Linked DNA regions of Homo sapiens: region 2 is linked to region 1. Evidence: chromatin loops called from intact Hi-C (ENCODE). Cell type or tissue: HepG2. All regions are shown on one strand. Links, peaks and the distances in the headings refer to the core of each region. The heading gives the core; the rest is flanking DNA.

The links. Hi-C counts contacts between places; a loop is a spot of excess contacts. Peaks named below come from ENCODE experiments on the same cell type or tissue, not always from the same donor. Only the 100,000 strongest peaks of a DNase experiment are listed, where the experiment ranks them.
Region 2: a loop joins it to region 1, with 7 times the contacts of the local background. A loop is called at or near these places in 1 of 110 quality-filtered maps.

What each region holds. Positions count from the first base shown.
Region 1 is chr2:212,354,810-212,363,289 of GRCh38, forward strand. The region is part of intron 1 of ERBB4 (erb-b2 receptor tyrosine kinase 4); the gene reads right to left. Among named protein-coding and RNA genes, the nearest start is that of MIR548F2, 67 kb to the right of the region's middle. In HepG2, for the core only: no CTCF peak of the experiment used is centred there; DNase peaks (open chromatin) are centred at 3,002, 4,822, 5,422 and 6,552; H3K4me3 peaks cover 703 bases.
Region 2 is chr2:212,448,114-212,456,593 of GRCh38, forward strand. All of the region lies in intron 1 of ERBB4 (erb-b2 receptor tyrosine kinase 4), which reads right to left. Among named protein-coding and RNA genes, the nearest start is that of MIR548F2, 26 kb to the left of the region's middle. In HepG2, for the core only: no CTCF peak of the experiment used is centred there; a DNase peak (open chromatin) is centred at 3,858.

The DNA of each region.
Region 1 (8,480 bases), core at 2,955-6,954:
TTACCAACTTAAGTTGGGTTTGGAAATACTTATATATCTGCTGGTTCTTTTTTTCTTTTCCTTTGTTTTATTTTCAGGAGGCCCCTATTAGCTATATATTAAATACAGATACTCGTGTTAGGCTTATGAGTGCTACAATGTTAAATAAGGCCCAAGTCCCTGTCCTGAGGGAACAATGTAAGAGGGCACATGTGACCTTGATATTTAATTTAAATTGCATATTTTAAGATTATTGTCTATTATATCTATTAGAGTTGTCTTGAATAGTTTTACAATAAAATGTGACCAGTCAGTATTTAAATAATACAAGTTATATTTTCAACTTCAACTATTTATGCTATCTATACTTCATAGTACATAAACTCCATTGCACTTAGCACTTTGTGTATAATTTTACCTTGTATTTTATAACTAAGACTACTACATCTTTGGTAAAATTATCAAGAATAATAACAGTTTATTATTATCTAGACCCTAGGGTTTTGTACTACAGTATTGGGCTATAAGCAAACTATCAGCTCCATAATAAACTTTAGAATGAGCTTCTGCATGGTGAGGGGAAACATGGTTTGAAGTAAACTATGAAGTTTGCTCCCTTTGGAAATAAAAGGGTCTTGATCTACAAACCTACTGAAGTCTTTAAATAGTCATTGTATGTTGAGTGGCACTTGGCCCAGCTTTGGCTTAACAGCTATGGAAAAATCCAGGGGAGATAAGAAATCACCGTGCTAAAACTTTAAGGCATAGCAAGGCTGCTCGTTATTGTAATAGTTATGAGCCTATTTTTCCCAGCTTCTCCATAAAAGACATTTTAAAACCTTGCATATCATTGCAATATGCTCATAAATAAACAGGTAGTCATCTTGTCAGTATGGAGTTTATTATAGGTTGTAACTAAAACGTATCCTTTAAAGGGTATATGTTATATTAACTGTGATAGATATATATGCATGTGTGTATTTATGTATATATGTATATGCATGTATGTATATATGTGTGTATGTGTGAGTGTGTATATATATGTGTATATATATAAAATCATCTAATATATTCCAACCTATGGCATCACCTATCTGTTCCCACCTCACTTCCAACCTTTGCTAAGGAAGTTAGTCATGTCATTTGTAAGGGTAAATTTGAAATGTGCAGCTCAGTCCCACTGACGCTAAGGAAAAAAGCACTAAACAAAATTAAATTAATTCCTCTTTATATATAGTAATGCATTTCAAATAAACTCCCAGAGGGTATAAAACAGTTATTGTTTATCCTTACAATTATTATATATTCAAGTCTGAACATAAAAGCAATTGATCTTTTCTGTAAAATGCTGATTCTATTAACAAACCCACCTTTAAATATTACTCGCTGTTCCAAACTGCTTTTTGTAGACTGCTTCAGCCAGTACTTTGGAGGGGGCAGTCAACCATGTTGCTGTACTGATCCTCACACAACTACAGAAATTACAAATATGTTTTCACAGGAGCAGCAAGACCTCATTAATCAAGTTGTACACACTTCCATCAGCCACAGGCAGAGCCAATGGGTCTGTCTCAGATGTCCCACCCTAAATTCTGTATTTGTTCACTTTAGTTTATAGAGAATAAAGCCTTGTAAAAAATAAATCTGATGGCTCTACTAATGGCATAATTTGTTTTTCTCAGCTACTCCTCCTCCTCCCAATGGCAAATTACTTTTAAAAGTAAGTATCAAAAATACATTTCACAAAGCATGATCTTCATAATTTATCACATAACACTTGTCTCCTAAAGTAGGTTTTTTTTGTTATTTTACCTGCTTATCTAAAAATAAGTCAATACATTTAAGCATCCTCCTTTTGCAACTGTCTATACATGCCCTCTATTTTTAAATCATAATCACTACTGAGTCACAGATGGACAGATGAACCCATGTAAAAAAAAAACATTCCTTGATAAATCGATCTTTCCAACTTTTATCCTAATAGTATGAATGCTCATATTCAGTCAAATTGCTTGAACATCACCTATGATGCTATTTTTATGTGAAATAAAGTAAAAATAAATTTCTTGGTTTTGCTACCTTAGAAACTTATACATAGAAACACCATACTGACTAAAATGCATTATTAAACTCTAGATCATATCAATCAAACATAAGTATATTTTCCTCTCATTATCATTTTAAAGGATTTTTGTGGCCTAAGAAAAAATTATTTTAAACATGATCATTTGAATTTTAACATATGTAAATAAAATCATAAGATACATAATAGTGTCTTATACATAAGTGTCTTATCCTTCAAAAATTATGTGAGCAAATTTGCTATTCCTGGATATCATATGTCTCTCAGCTTTTGCTTTTTTCCCCATTTTCTTTTTGTTTACAATACAGGTCTGTAGTATTTCATTCAGAACAATGAGCTTTAAAATAAAAAAAGGATTCATTTTCTTTTAAATATTGTATGGTTACCTCCTTATTATGATAAATTATAAAGTTCCTTTAGATGGTGTCCTCATATTATTAAGATAAATTAGTCCAATTTATCAAAGAAAAGTGCTCAAGTGGATCCATCTGTCCATCTGTGAAGCATGAATGCTGTGAGAATACGACTTTAAAAATAGATTCGAAGTATAAGCGGTGTACAAAGTTATTTAAATATATTAAATTATTATAGGTAAATTATGGTAAATAGGCAAAAGGTAATTCAGCAGAAATATACAATAAAAATAAGCTTGTTTTATCAAGCTCAATATTTAAAAACATGTCACCTTTCTTTTTCCCATATTCATTTTATGAAAATGTACGTTTGCCCACAGAGAAGCCCAGACACTGAAAATGGTCTCATCAACACAACCAACATTTTCCTTTGACTAACCTCCTTCGATCTGTTTTAACACTGTAGAGTGCAGAAACGTAGCTTTCTATCAAAGACATAGTGTGCTGCCCTCCACTGTGTGGGAGACTTGAAATTGTTCAGCCCCACGGTCACTTGGTTACTACATTACACTGCAAGAATATAGTAGGTAAACACAGTGTGGTGTGGGGGGACAAAGTATCCTTTCTGAGCAGGGAGGTTTAGATAATGGTCAAACAATAATGGATTTCATGGTGTCGGATTCATTTGATTTCCACTGGCCTCACCCAGAATCATCTTTAGATTACTTTTGAACATCGTGTATTCATTGCTCTCCTATTTGTCAAAGTACATTTTCTAGGCCAAATTTTGCTTTTCAGAGCATTTCTAAATGACTTCCCATAGATGTCTTCAGGTTTCTGAGACAAATTTGCTTGACAGGGAAAATATTCAAACTATTATTTATAACCTCATTTCTAAAAGAACGGATACCAATTTTCTCATACATGAATACATTTTTTTAAAAAGAACTATTTAAATCTTTCCTGAAGGAGAATTCATAAAATACTTACGTGACCTGTGCTGATAATATCAGATTAATATTTTTAACAACTTCATATGCTTAAATATTTTAAGATCATGTCTTTTCCTACAATTTTACATTTGGTAAACAGCAAGCAGCATTTTGTACCAAATAACACACTCAGTTCTTAGCACTTTTTTTAAAAAAAAAACAGTATTATGTTTACCTAATAAAACACAGACAAGGAAGGTACACTTGTACAGTAGACAAATAATTTGTACAAAAAGTGTGCCATTCAAATAGCTGAAGATTATAAATGTTCATATGGGAGTAAATTCTTATTCCTTGATTAAATCATCTTAAATGACATCTTAGCTAATTTATAATTGGAGTTTTCAATTAAAATTTCTTGATTAATGAGGTTATATATGTTTTCCATTCCTGGAAATTTTGGTGTATATATTTACCCTGTTTAAATTATGAATCAATGATTTAAGTAACATGAAAAATGATAGAATAACGAATACTTAACTATCTAACATCACAAAGGCTAAATGTTGTCATTTTCACCAATTCATTCAGAGTGAATTAAAGAAAAGAGGTATAGAAATTCTCATGCTTTAATAATTTCTTAGCAATAACTCACCAGCCTTAAATATTGGATTCAAAATCTAACCTTCATTATGAAACCTTGTATGTCAAAAGATATATACAATATATGAAAAAAGATGAATACATTCACTGAATATATATTAAGTTTAGAAAAGTATATTATCCTAATTTACTGCATGAGTAACTGGTATAAATTATTCTATTTCAGCTACATCTCTGCACAATTCATTTAAAACTGATTATGAGAACTCTTCTTCTAGAAATGCAGAGGATGAGGGAAAATAAACCAATGCAACATCATATTTTGCCACATAATTTCACAACAGATATTGTTCTTAAAAATCATGAAATCTTCAACAGCAAGCCCCCTTTAAAATGTCTTGACTCAGAATACTGTGCAATATCTTATTAAATACTATTGTATATATCTAAACTTGTTCTAAATGTGATATATAAAAGTCAGAAATATTTACATATTTTAAAAACTTGTATATATATACATATATATATCCATATATATCTCCATCAATCTATATCGCTTTGATAGAAAATTTGATGATCTGTATTGAGAAGGCAGTTTTCTATTCTGCCTGAAGGTTCAGATAGGTTTCTATCAGAAATAAAGTGGAAGGTTTAGAAGAAAATCAACCAATAAAATCTATTTCAAATTGCTGAACATGAATTTGCAGGTTTTGTTTTGGGCTAATGTATCTGTTTTTTCCTAGTTTCCAACCTCACCAAGAAGAGCAGAGGGCTGGCAAACACTGGCTTAATTATCCCCATCAGTCTCAGAGACAAGGCGCTTAAGAGTTCTAGCTGCTGTAAACACTCCCCTGATAGCAGATAAGGAATCTGCTGAAAGGCAGTTTTGTCTGGGAAACCTCAGGGGCACACCAGTTAATCATTAGTGCAATATTGTATATGCATTACTACATCAAAGGAAACAGAACCCAATATTCTATTGTGAAGATTGTCTGTGTTTTCTTAAAGGTAAGAAAACAAATGCTAAACCAGAAAATAAAAGATAATAATTACATTCGCACATTTACCACAGAAACAAAGAATGTTCTACTTTACATTTTTTTTTTCAAGAAAGAATAAGTCATTATTGCTTTTTATTTTTTAAATGTGCCCACTGGGAAAAAAGCTTTCCACTGAAGTCAAACGTGTAACTTTTGTCTAAAGAGAAATTTGCATCTTTGTATCTAAAAACATTGATCAGAATCAGAGAATATCACATAACCTTATTTTATCACAACACTAGAAGTAAAACAATGTTATTCTTCTATATCAGCACTGTGTTTGTAAAGGGATCTATTTGTGGAAAACTGACACCTCACTGTCCCTAACAAAGAACCTTTCTATCACTTCAAAATGAAGGCATCCACAATGACCTACTATTCTTTACATCTAATAGACTTCTCATAGTCCCATTATCAGAGAATCTTAGAGGTTTCCAAAGCCTTCCTAGCATGAGTCCAGAGTTAACTTCCACTCTCTCTCAGCCCTTCTGTCACTGTGTGCAAGCCAAAGAAAAGTTTTCAGCATCAAATACTCCTTGCCCTTTCCCACATCCTTGCCTTAATTAGCACTATTTCTTCTGATTGGATGTCTATTTGCTAGCCCCATCTCTACAGGTTTACCTTTCCTGGAAGCTCCAAGTCTCATATCTGAATTCAAAACAATCTCTGTTGCTTCCCTTATGTAACTGGAAGTAATTTCTTTTTTCCTCGGGACTCTTGTAGCAACTTTTTTATTAGAATAATGCCTAATCTAATGTTTGGCATATCATGGGCTCTCAGTAAATGCTGCTAAATGACCAAACTTAGTAGCAACTGCTGATTTTTATTAATGATTATGTATGGATATTTACCAAGATTTTAAGGAAAATAAAATGACCCTTTCTACCACAGAAAGCATGGTGACTTTCAGTGACCATACTGAAAAATCTTTAAAATCTACATAAGATTACTAACTCATGCTACTCTTTCAGTGTGTCTAAAATCATCTAAATTCTTCACTTTTTTTCCTTGATGAAAAATTCAGTGATTTAGACTGAGACTTACTTAACTATTTGTGAGTTAATCAGGATGAAACAGAGATGTCTCAATCAGGTATTAATAAGCCCAGATTTTGCTTCTGTCAGATATGATACAGTCCCATCTTCTTAACAGATTTTTCTCAGAGGAAATTTTTAGTTTAAATTTTTAGTTTACAGCCAACTCAACATGGATTCTAAACAAGTGAGTTCAACATCCAAACAAAAGTGACCAAAAGTTTTTTTTTATTCTATGTTTTACAAATGTGTAGTCTCAGTATTATCCCAAGTCTATCCCCAAGGTCCATAAAGAATTTGAACCCATACTTTAATTAAAGTTTCAGGATAAGGGAAATTTTGTGTAATAACATTTCCATTTGGTTCATACAATGTAATTGATAAAGCCTTCCTTAATTATTCTGATCTGAGGCTTTCAGGAAGACTCTACATTATTTGAATCAAACCATATGTGCCTCCATGCTTTCTTTGTCTAGACACCACCAGTCAAATAGCCTAGGTAAATATTTCATACTGATGAAGCAGTGACATCTTTGAAAGCTGACACCAAGACAGAGTGGCTCTTTCTGGAGTTAGTATATCAAAGAGGGAAGGTTTTGCATATAGGCTGTCTGTAAAGTAAATAACATCATAACTGCAATTTTGACCTTCCAAAGCATTTTACTCTGTAAAAGTAATGTTATGGCAGATTAATTCTTTTACTGGCACTCTTACTACTCAGACATATGTGCCAGACTTTCTATAGTAGAAGACAAAATTCACAATGTGTGAGAGTGCATGGTTAGAAGAAAGCTTTTCCTTAACAAAGTAGAACAATAGTTAGGGCAAGGGGCTTGTAGCTGAACTACTGTCATTTTGAAATCCATTTTTGGTGAATGTTATCTATACGGCCTTAGGCAAATTATTTAACCTCCACAATCCTCAACTGATTCATCTACAATAAAATAATAACTTCTATTCGACAATGTCTGGCATGTGGTTGTCACATTAGCATTTGATTAATATGAAAAACAGCAGAAGTGTGAGTTTCACTCTGCGTTTTAAAAGTAGAACAGGGTAACAAGGTTTCTAACTCATATGACATTTTAATAGACAATATAATAACAAAATTTGATGAATATGTAAAATAGGTTATATCCATTTAAAGCATATAATTTTGTATATACATAACATTTTAAAAGTTTCACATAGAAAGTTTTTTTTACTGAGGTTAGGTTATAAAAATGAGACAAATTGTATAATTGAAACTTTCAAAGAGTTATAATAAATATTTAGTTTTAATCTATAAAGATTTTCTACTTTGTTATTATAATGTTTTAAATTCAGTGGCTATCATTTTTTATTTTCTGTACTGGCAGATCTGGTAAAAGTATGACTTTCAAATCTGTAGCCAGATACTTCCATCGGTATACTAAAATAAAGACTTTGTAACTCAATGGAATGGAGAAATAAATTTAAAAAGGAATGGCCAAATTAGCGGCTAATTTTAAAGAAAACACAAATAGGGCTTACAATACATGCTTTTAGGTTATCTACCACCTGTTTTAGCTTTTAAACATATACTCACACATTATATTTTCTTAGCAACTGCAAGCCCATTTTGATGTCCTAAGAATTTAATATAGCTCTTTAAAAATTAACGTACTCTCTAATTGGTAAAAAGAAAAATGTCATGTAAGCTATCTAGTGTGACTTGTTTTCTTCCTGACATTCATGCCAAATGTGCTTAGATGCTGATGGGTTATGAGATCCAAAGAATGCTATTTCTCAGTTCTTCAATTAAAAAATGGTTTATAAATTGCCATATTTCAGAATATAAAACTTCATTTTACCAATGCCAACACAGCCAATGCCAGCACTATCTTTATAAAAAATAAATAATACAATAGAAATATTGAATAAAATTTAGTAATTTTGGTCTCAGAGTAGCAAAAACATAATTTAAAACACATATACAATTGTATACCTAAATACTTCTTTCATAAAAAAATATACTTTTTAAAAGAGCTATTAAGTTTTAATTATAAAACAATTGAAATTTAAAGGTGATAGGCAGTTGTCAAATATTACTTACAGCCTAATTTTTAAAATTTGTGCCATGAAGATAAAAATATGGGCATTTTACTGCCTATAAAAACATAAATTTGAAACACGAAAAAATATATTTACTGATTGTATACAATATACATTAATTTAAATAACAGCAGAGATTAAATTTAGCAGTTTGGTATATATCCCACTATAATATCAGACTTAAGTATCAGATTCCTATTTACATGATGTAATATTACATTTAAATTTTTAAATTTAAATGTTTTTGGATAGTATAGCTTTTAAAGGTATCCTATGGTTGTAATTGTGTGATCAGACTAAGTAGCCCATGCAGACTTGTATTTGCAAAATATACAATATAAAATCAATTTCTTTTCATCATATCTTGTTAAGATATTATTAAG
Region 2 (8,480 bases), core at 1,812-5,811, 92 kb after region 1:
TTTAACTGTAATCTCTAAGATAATATTATCATGACATGTCAGGGTACAGGCACTCTTTTAAGGTATACTTGCACACAAACAAACAGTAATGATTTTAATGCATGTGTCAAATCTAAATCTTTGTCCCTACTGTTTTGTGTACCCAACAGAGGTGATTTCAAAGGAAGAAGACTGGAAGAGATACACACATGAATTGCGTACATCAGAATGAAATGTCTATATAATTTTGAAAATCAAACTGTTTATACACTGTTTGAAAGATTCATTTCGGCCTTACATTTGCTAATCGCACAAGATGTTACAGAATACCACCATTTGTTATCTACAAATCCAAAGAACAAATGAATAAACTGTATTCAGCCATGTGTATAATCATCCCTCAGTTGATCCTCAGTGCATTTATAGCATAGTGGGAGTGTGGCTTTTTCTGCCTCTTCTCTGTAACATATAAAAGGTATTAACTTTCACTTAAAAAGGAAATAATGAAAGAAAGAAGCAGCAGCTTCTGTTGGTACATAAACATCAGGCATGGAGATTCTATACTGCATCCTAGGAGAAACCAGGGAACCAAAATAATGAGCTTAAAACCGCAGAAATCATTGTTTATGATTCAATTATTTGAAAGCAGTTACTAAAAAAAACTTACATGATACTAGTATATTTTCCTTTGTAATATATGCTACTTTGTTTATCCATCCCAGAAATTTGTCTTTATTTTAATTGCTGTTAAGCTCTTTGCTGGAGGTTTTAGTTTCATCCTCTCATACTCCCAGGTTTTCTATTTGGACTTTGTAGCTTGTGGTCACTGAGGTTACATTTGCTTTTCCTCTTTTATGTTTAGCTTCATTGCCTCAAACTTTTCTTTCCACTGAATGCATATGAGGTCATTTATCTCTTCATATTTCTATTCAGTCTAAGCACAGATTGTATGTGTGTGTGTTTTGTTGCTTGTTTCTTTTAATAGAAGTGTGGCTTCTATCATTCTTTCCTAACTCATTAAAATATCCAGATTTCTTTTACTAGTGCTTATTTCTTCTTTATCATGGAATAGCACAAAACATCACCACTATGTATTACTTTGAAATGGATTTAGCCATCAGTTTACTGTATCTTAGAAATGTATTTCCAGTTTGTTATAAAATCAAATGCACATTAATCAACTAAAATACATCAGCAGAATTATTTTATTGCCAACGATAAGTATCAGCAGACTTCTGAAATTTTATTGGTAGGAAGAGGTACAAAATTTACTAGACACTAGCTGCTTTTGGTAATTTGTGATTTTAAAAAGCAATTTATATAATAGCAAGTAAATTTTATTGAAAGAAAAAGCTAATTAAATCAAATGTGCATTTCTGTTAAAAGATTGCAGGCTGTATTTAATTACGTATAGCTTTCCCCAATAAGATGATAATGATAAATATTACTCTAAATTACAATTGCTACCATATTTTTTCCAATCTGGTTTGACTACATTTCACAATTTTTATTATTGCTTTTATTGTCATTATTTGTATTTACCTAAGCTTCTTTGTAGACTATATTAGCTATTCACATTGCATTAATTTTTGACCCACAAGGGCAAAAAGTATCAAATTCTGTTCACTGATCCATGAGCAGCATGAAAAATGACATTCATAGGTATAAAATATTCTTGGACAGGTACCAGGCTTGGATAAACACCCCCTACTATCACAAATTTTTAAATTATAATTTATAATTATAGCTACTGATATAGCTATAATATTAATACAGCCAAAATAGACACTTATTGTAGGTTTGAGATATATGTAATTTTTGTAAGCTTATTGTAATATCCATTCCTTTTTCTCCCATTCAAGGCATTAGCAGAAAGAGCATAAGTTATGGGAATGACCTTGCCTATACACTAACGTGTTTAAAAAGGAATGAATCATTTAAAAAGTCTGGTTACAAATTACTTGCTATGCACTTCAGAGGTGATGTTGACATGCTGGTGTGCCTCATGATCCTAAGAACCACTAAACCAGAATTTTATTTCAAACACAACAGAAGAAGAACAATGGCAATAATAACCTAAATAGCAACAGAATGGGGAGAAAAAGTATGACTATATCAATGTCCTTGTGATAGGCAGAATAATGGCTCTCCAAAATGGGCACACCTCAATCCTTGTAATATGTGACTATATTAACTTACATGGCAATAGGGATTTTACAGATACAATAAATGTAGGGTGCCTGAGATGGGAAATTGTCCTGGATTATCTAAGTGAGCCCAGTATAATCCTTTTCTGGGTCCTTTTTTGGGAAAGAAAAAGAAAGTTCAGAGTTAAGAGGAGATGTGAGGACAGAAGCATACTGGAGTGATGAGATTGCTGACTGGAGGCCATAAGCCAAGGAACACAGATAGATAGGCACCAGAAGCTGAAAAAGAAGAAACTGATTCTTTCCTAGAGGCTCAAAAAATACAGTTCTGCTGACTCCTTGATTTTAGTCTAATGAAACCCATTTTGGACTTCTGACTTCCAGATAACAACATGTGTGTTGTTTGAGCCACTATGTTCTTAGTAATTTGTTAAAGCAGCAATAAGAAACCTACACAGTCTTCAAACCAGTAAAAGCATATTACTATATACTGACTCTATCTTCTGAATGACCTACTGCCTAATAAGAATTTTGTCGATAATGACTCCATTACAGATTTAATGCAGGAAGATTTCAGCCGAGAAAAAAAAAAAAAAAAAAACAAGGCCAGGCATGGTGGCTCATGCCCATAATCACAGCACTTTGGGAGGCCAAGGCAGGAGGACCTCTTGAGCCTAGGAGTTTGAGACCAGCCTGGGCAACACAGCAAGATCCTACCTTTACGAAAAAATAAAATAAAAAATTAGCCAGGTGTAGTGTCACATCCGTGTAGTCCTGGCTAATTTTTTTATTTTTTTGTAAAGGTGATGACTATATACTAGGCTCCCTATTATGAAGTAGAAAGTAGAGAATGAAGAATATTTTAAGAAGAATCCGAGAAGGAGGCAGACTTTTTATCTCAGTCCAGTTGGGGAGAAGGCCGTGAAAATAAATGTATCTATAGAATTGTTGAGGATTATGACAAAGACTTGGTATATGAATAAACCAGAAATTTTCTGTGAAGCTGGAGAGTATTTCAAAGAAAAGTTCATATTTGCACTGTGTATACAAAATGAAAGTATGAGAAGAATTTATAGCCATGTATCATAATGTTGGAAAAATCATAAACTACTTGTTAAGACCATTTGATATTAGATAGAATTTACCGATTGAAAATATCCTCAAATAGAACTGACCAAATTGATACAATCATGTCTTTGACCTATGTAAGGGCCTCTTTATAATCAGCTATGACCACCTGTCCTCATATGTTTTGATGCAATAAAAATCAAATTATATAGTCATCAGTAAGTTGCTGTGGATTAAAAGAGTAGCTCTATTTTCATTAGTTATTAAATTTTAACTTAGTATTAAAATTGACACACACCTAGTTTATCTTTAATAGTGTTTTTTAATAACCTAACAGTGCTACACAAATAAATTATAGCAAAACTAGAAAACATATATTTTTAAAACTTCACCACTTCAAATATTATTAACTCTAGTATCTGAAGTAATGTTCCGATATTTTCCAACATTTAAGTATAGCCGAACATCAACCATGTAGTAAAATACTATACTGCAGACTTAAGCATACATTCCTTTCATTTCTGTCTAGTTGCTACAGGGCGCAGCTATTCATATCTACAAAGCCAGTTAGATTTACATGTGAGGGGCAACTGGGTTGAAATGAAGGTTGCATCACCAGAGAAAGCATGTAGCACAATAGAACAACAGAAGGATTGTCTCAGGCACCTCTTTCCTACATTGCATGGCTTGTGAGTGTGCAGGTTTTTTTTTTTTTTTTTCCAGATATTTATCAGAGGCAGTTACTATCATTCTTTTTGTTGTAGAAAATAAATGGATGGGTGGGAAAAATGTCATGAGTAGAGCAGAAAGTTATGTGTGGAATGAAGGGGGAGGATGAAGGGAGGGAATAACTTACCAAGGTTCTTTAAATCATGCCAGCCTAATGACCTTGCATATTTTATTAACACATACACTTTCCAACCCCCAGAGAAACTTAAAGCCTTGTGACAATGTCAGTCTTCTGAAAAGATTAAACTATAATTCTTTTAAACTTAACATTTTAAAATAAGTAAAAATAACATTTAACAGTTTTTTGACACCTTTGTATATGAAAACATTTGTGTCTACAATTTTGGTCAGTTTACAAATTACAAATGTTTTAAACTACTACACACACTCAAATGTGCAAGGGAATATGACCTAGAAACCAAAAACAAATTTAGCTTTCCTGGCCAATATATAAGTCAGTGAAATTTAATGGTAGCTCAGGACATTTTTATAGGAATGCGTGGGATGACATGAGTAGGAAAATTAGTATTTAATTGGAGAGAATAGAATCTGTTATCATTTTAATGCACTCAGACCTACATATTTAAAAATAATTTTAACATATATACACAAACAATATGTATAAAAATAGAGCTTAGAATCAGCATTTAAAACTGCATCTTACAATTTGCTTACTCTGTATAAGAATAGAAAAAACTGACTCTAAGTTTAAAATTCATTTGACCAATTAATTCCTCTCCACAGTGCTTATCTACATACTAGAAATATTAAAATAAGAGATAAAAAGTTAAAATTTGTTTTTAAAACATAAATATTTTAAGACATACTACAATTATTTCCATTCAAGGAAATGTAAAAGGTAGCATTACTAATATAGTTCTCAAAACTGTATAATTTCTAATAGAAAAATTTAGTTCTCTGTTAACATTTGTTAATTTATCTTACTGGAACAAATAGACCCTACAATGAGATAAAACATGTTCAAACTCTTGCTCTGACATTTTAAAGTTGTATAACTTGGGGCAAATCACTCGACTAGTCAAATACTTCTTTTCAACTAGAAAACAGGGATTATATCTACATACCCACAGGATTGTTATGAGGATTTTCTGACTATAAAAATGTTATATGATGATAATCAAGTATCAAGCATATAACTCTATAGGTGTTGCTTCTTATATCTTCCCCTTACCCCCTCCGCATATAGACTCTAACCCTTGCAAGTCTACTTTGTAAAGAAAGACCTACATTGATTTCCCATTTAAGGTCCATGGGACAAAAAGAGATGCTCAAAGGCAGACAGAAGTGATACAAACTCCTTCTGCCTTCAAAAATGGAGATATTCAAGAATGCACCCAAGCTATATCTAGCAATTGTACTCATTGATAGAACAAGTAAGAGAATTTCCAAAACAAATAACACATGATCAACATTGCACTTGTTAGGTTCAGTGTTTTGTTTTTTGTTTAAATAGGGTTCTTATTTAAATATATTGCATTGATATCTACCAAAATTTGATATTAGGTTAATTTCTTTTGTTTTTGTGAGATTTGTGTTAAGCAACTTGTCACCTCTTTGTATAGCAAACGAGGTATGCTTTTTAATGTTTCCATATGATTATTACACCAGGGTCTTTTGTTATTGTTGTTATTTTAAAATTTTAAAATCATTTTACCTAGTTACCATAGAAATGTTAGTTACACATTGCTAAAAGAAATCATGAAATGAGAATGTAGGACTACAGATTTTAATCATGTTTAACATATTTAAACGTAGTTTTATCAACCTGTCAGACATCTTTGACAAAGAGTACTAGAAAAAGTATTTTCTCTTTTCTTTCCAGAATCACTGGGTGCATGAATTGCAAATCTTCCATATATAAACAGAAACAATACTATATTCCTTAACTTTTTTTTTTTTTTTAGACAAAGTCTCACTCTATTGCCCAAGCTGGAATGCAGTGGTGCGATCTCAGCTCACTGCAACCTTCACCTCCCAGGTTCAAGCGATTCTCCTGCCTCAGCCTCCCCAGTAGCTGGGACTACAGGCATGCACCACCATGCCCAGCTAATTTTTGTATTTTTAGTAGAGATGGGGTTTCACTATGTTGGCCAGGCTGGTCTCAAACTCCTGACCTCATGGTCTACCCGCCTCGGCCTCCCAAAGTGTTGGAATTACAGGCATGAGCCACCATGCCTGGCTATATTCCTTAACTTCTATAACTTACTGTGGTGACGCACTAGGAAGTTGGCAATTTGTCTTCTTTTCCACTGAGAAGACAGACTAATTTAAGACAATTTCTCTTTCACACAACCCAAAACATGCTGTCATATTGAAAGACTCAATGAATGCTTAGCATGAAAATGCCAATTTTAAAAGCTAGCTATTATCTGTGGGTTTTCCCACCTCTGCACTTGATATATTTCAGAGGAGAGTATTTATGCATAAACCACAGACTTTGTTAGAATCTCTATAATAATATGAAAACTTTTGATTTGTGAGCTCCTGTGGAAAAATGAAAATTATTTCTGCAATAAATAATATTTTATCTGTTCTAAAATAGCTTAATGATTCCCATAAGTCTATTATGAGAACTCTTCATTAATCAAAATTTTCACTTCTAGTAGACATAATCACAATCTATTAAATTTATATTTCCTCCAGTGCTAGGAGTAAGAGCAGCAAATAGGACCAATGTAATCAAGTATTGTGGAGAGCACATCAACTGTATAGGTAGTTAAATCACTTTCACTCTAGGTCTGTTTCCACATCAACAAAGTGAAGCAGTTGGACTCAATTTTTGTGAAAACCAGCTTGATTCTACAGTTCCTTTAGGTTTTTTTTTTATTCTTCTTCTTTTAATAAAACTCAGGAGAAATGACCGCCACCTCACTTCATTTTAGGGAAAACAATGTGTGACACACATTATAAAACAGAATGCAAAGTGTCAATATTATTATGATATTAAGATGTAATATTCATTTAGCATGACGAATTTGATCCAAATCAAATAGGTCGTGAGAAATTCTCCATCTTCCCACCTTTGGGGGCTAAGTCATAACTTAATGGACCTTGCTGCTGTATTTGAATTGAGGACTTCATTACCTTTTTCCATTCAAGAAACAGTAGAGACTTTTGTTTACATGATGCTATTTTCTCATTTTTCTCCCACCTTTCCAACAACCTGATCACCTTCAAGGGGTTATTTTTAACACCTAGGTGCCTCCCAGGATGTAAGGCTTCAATCATTCAATCACCTATTATGCTTCTTTCCATTCTCTCATTAGGTGATCTCATGTATGAATATGCATCACCCTCCTAATCTTATCGTTTTCTCAGTGTCAGTAGCAGCCTCTAGCCCTGAGTTAGCCAGTAGAACTTTCTGCAATGATGAAAATATTCTCTCTGCATTGTCCAATATGGTAGCCACTAGCCACATGGCTGTTGAGCATGCAAAATGTGGCAAGTAAAAAACTGAATGAGAAACTGAATATTTTATTTTGACACTCTAAATTCCTTCACCTTAAAAAAAAAAGTTTTGCTGTGTACTCAGCTCCTGCTGCTTTCCATCACCAAAGATGGAAGAGAGAGAGATTTTGAATAAAACTTACTCTTACTAAAGTAAAGAAAGAAAATTCTAAACCTCAGATGCAAACTATTTTTTTTACTTTATTGGATAGAAAAATGAGTTTTTAAAGTGTTACTTTTTAAAATCTTAGTTACAAAGCAATAGGTAATACATTTCCATTTTATCCTGTAAGAATAAAATAAGTATGAAAAAATTTATTGTTAAAAGTATAACATTTATTCATTTATTTGTTTAAAAAATATTTATTGAGCACTTATTATGTTCAAGGGACCATGCTAGGTGCTGGGCATCCTGCAGAAAAATAAATGATCATCCCTGACCTCAACACCTTTAACGTAATGGCTTCTTCCCCCAGCTGTCTTTCTTTAATGGTTTAAAATTTCAGGTTTATTTCACCCTTGAAGGAGAATTGAAAACAAAATTAAGAAAAAAAAAGCATAAATATTTTTATCTTAAGGAAATAATGGTTTACCAAGTAAACTGTAGTACACACTTCCTCTAGAGCATTTTTAAAATTAAATCTGATTTTTATAGCAACATTTTGCAATGAAGAAAATGTAATTTCAAAAACAGCTTCAAAATAATTCTTCTAACTCCCTAACATAAAATAAAATTGGTATAAAGAATGACAACAATATGTAGATTAAGAAAAATCTGAATTGATGTATTTCACTTTTATCAAAATCACTACAACAAAACTGTATTTCAGTCATCAGAAAATATTGCATACACTAAATAAGTGTAAAATATTTTTGGAGCCCAAATCTGATGGGATAAATAGAGTACAAGATTAAGTGACAAGTAGAAGAAATAGAAATCTGTAAGAGATGATTAATTATTACAGAATTATATTCTCAACTGATTGTTCTTAAGTATAAAAAGACTGAGTCTGCTGTTTATAAATACCACAATGCTTCCTTCATTAGTTATCTTCCTCTCTTAAAAAAAAAAAGAATATGAGGTTGATT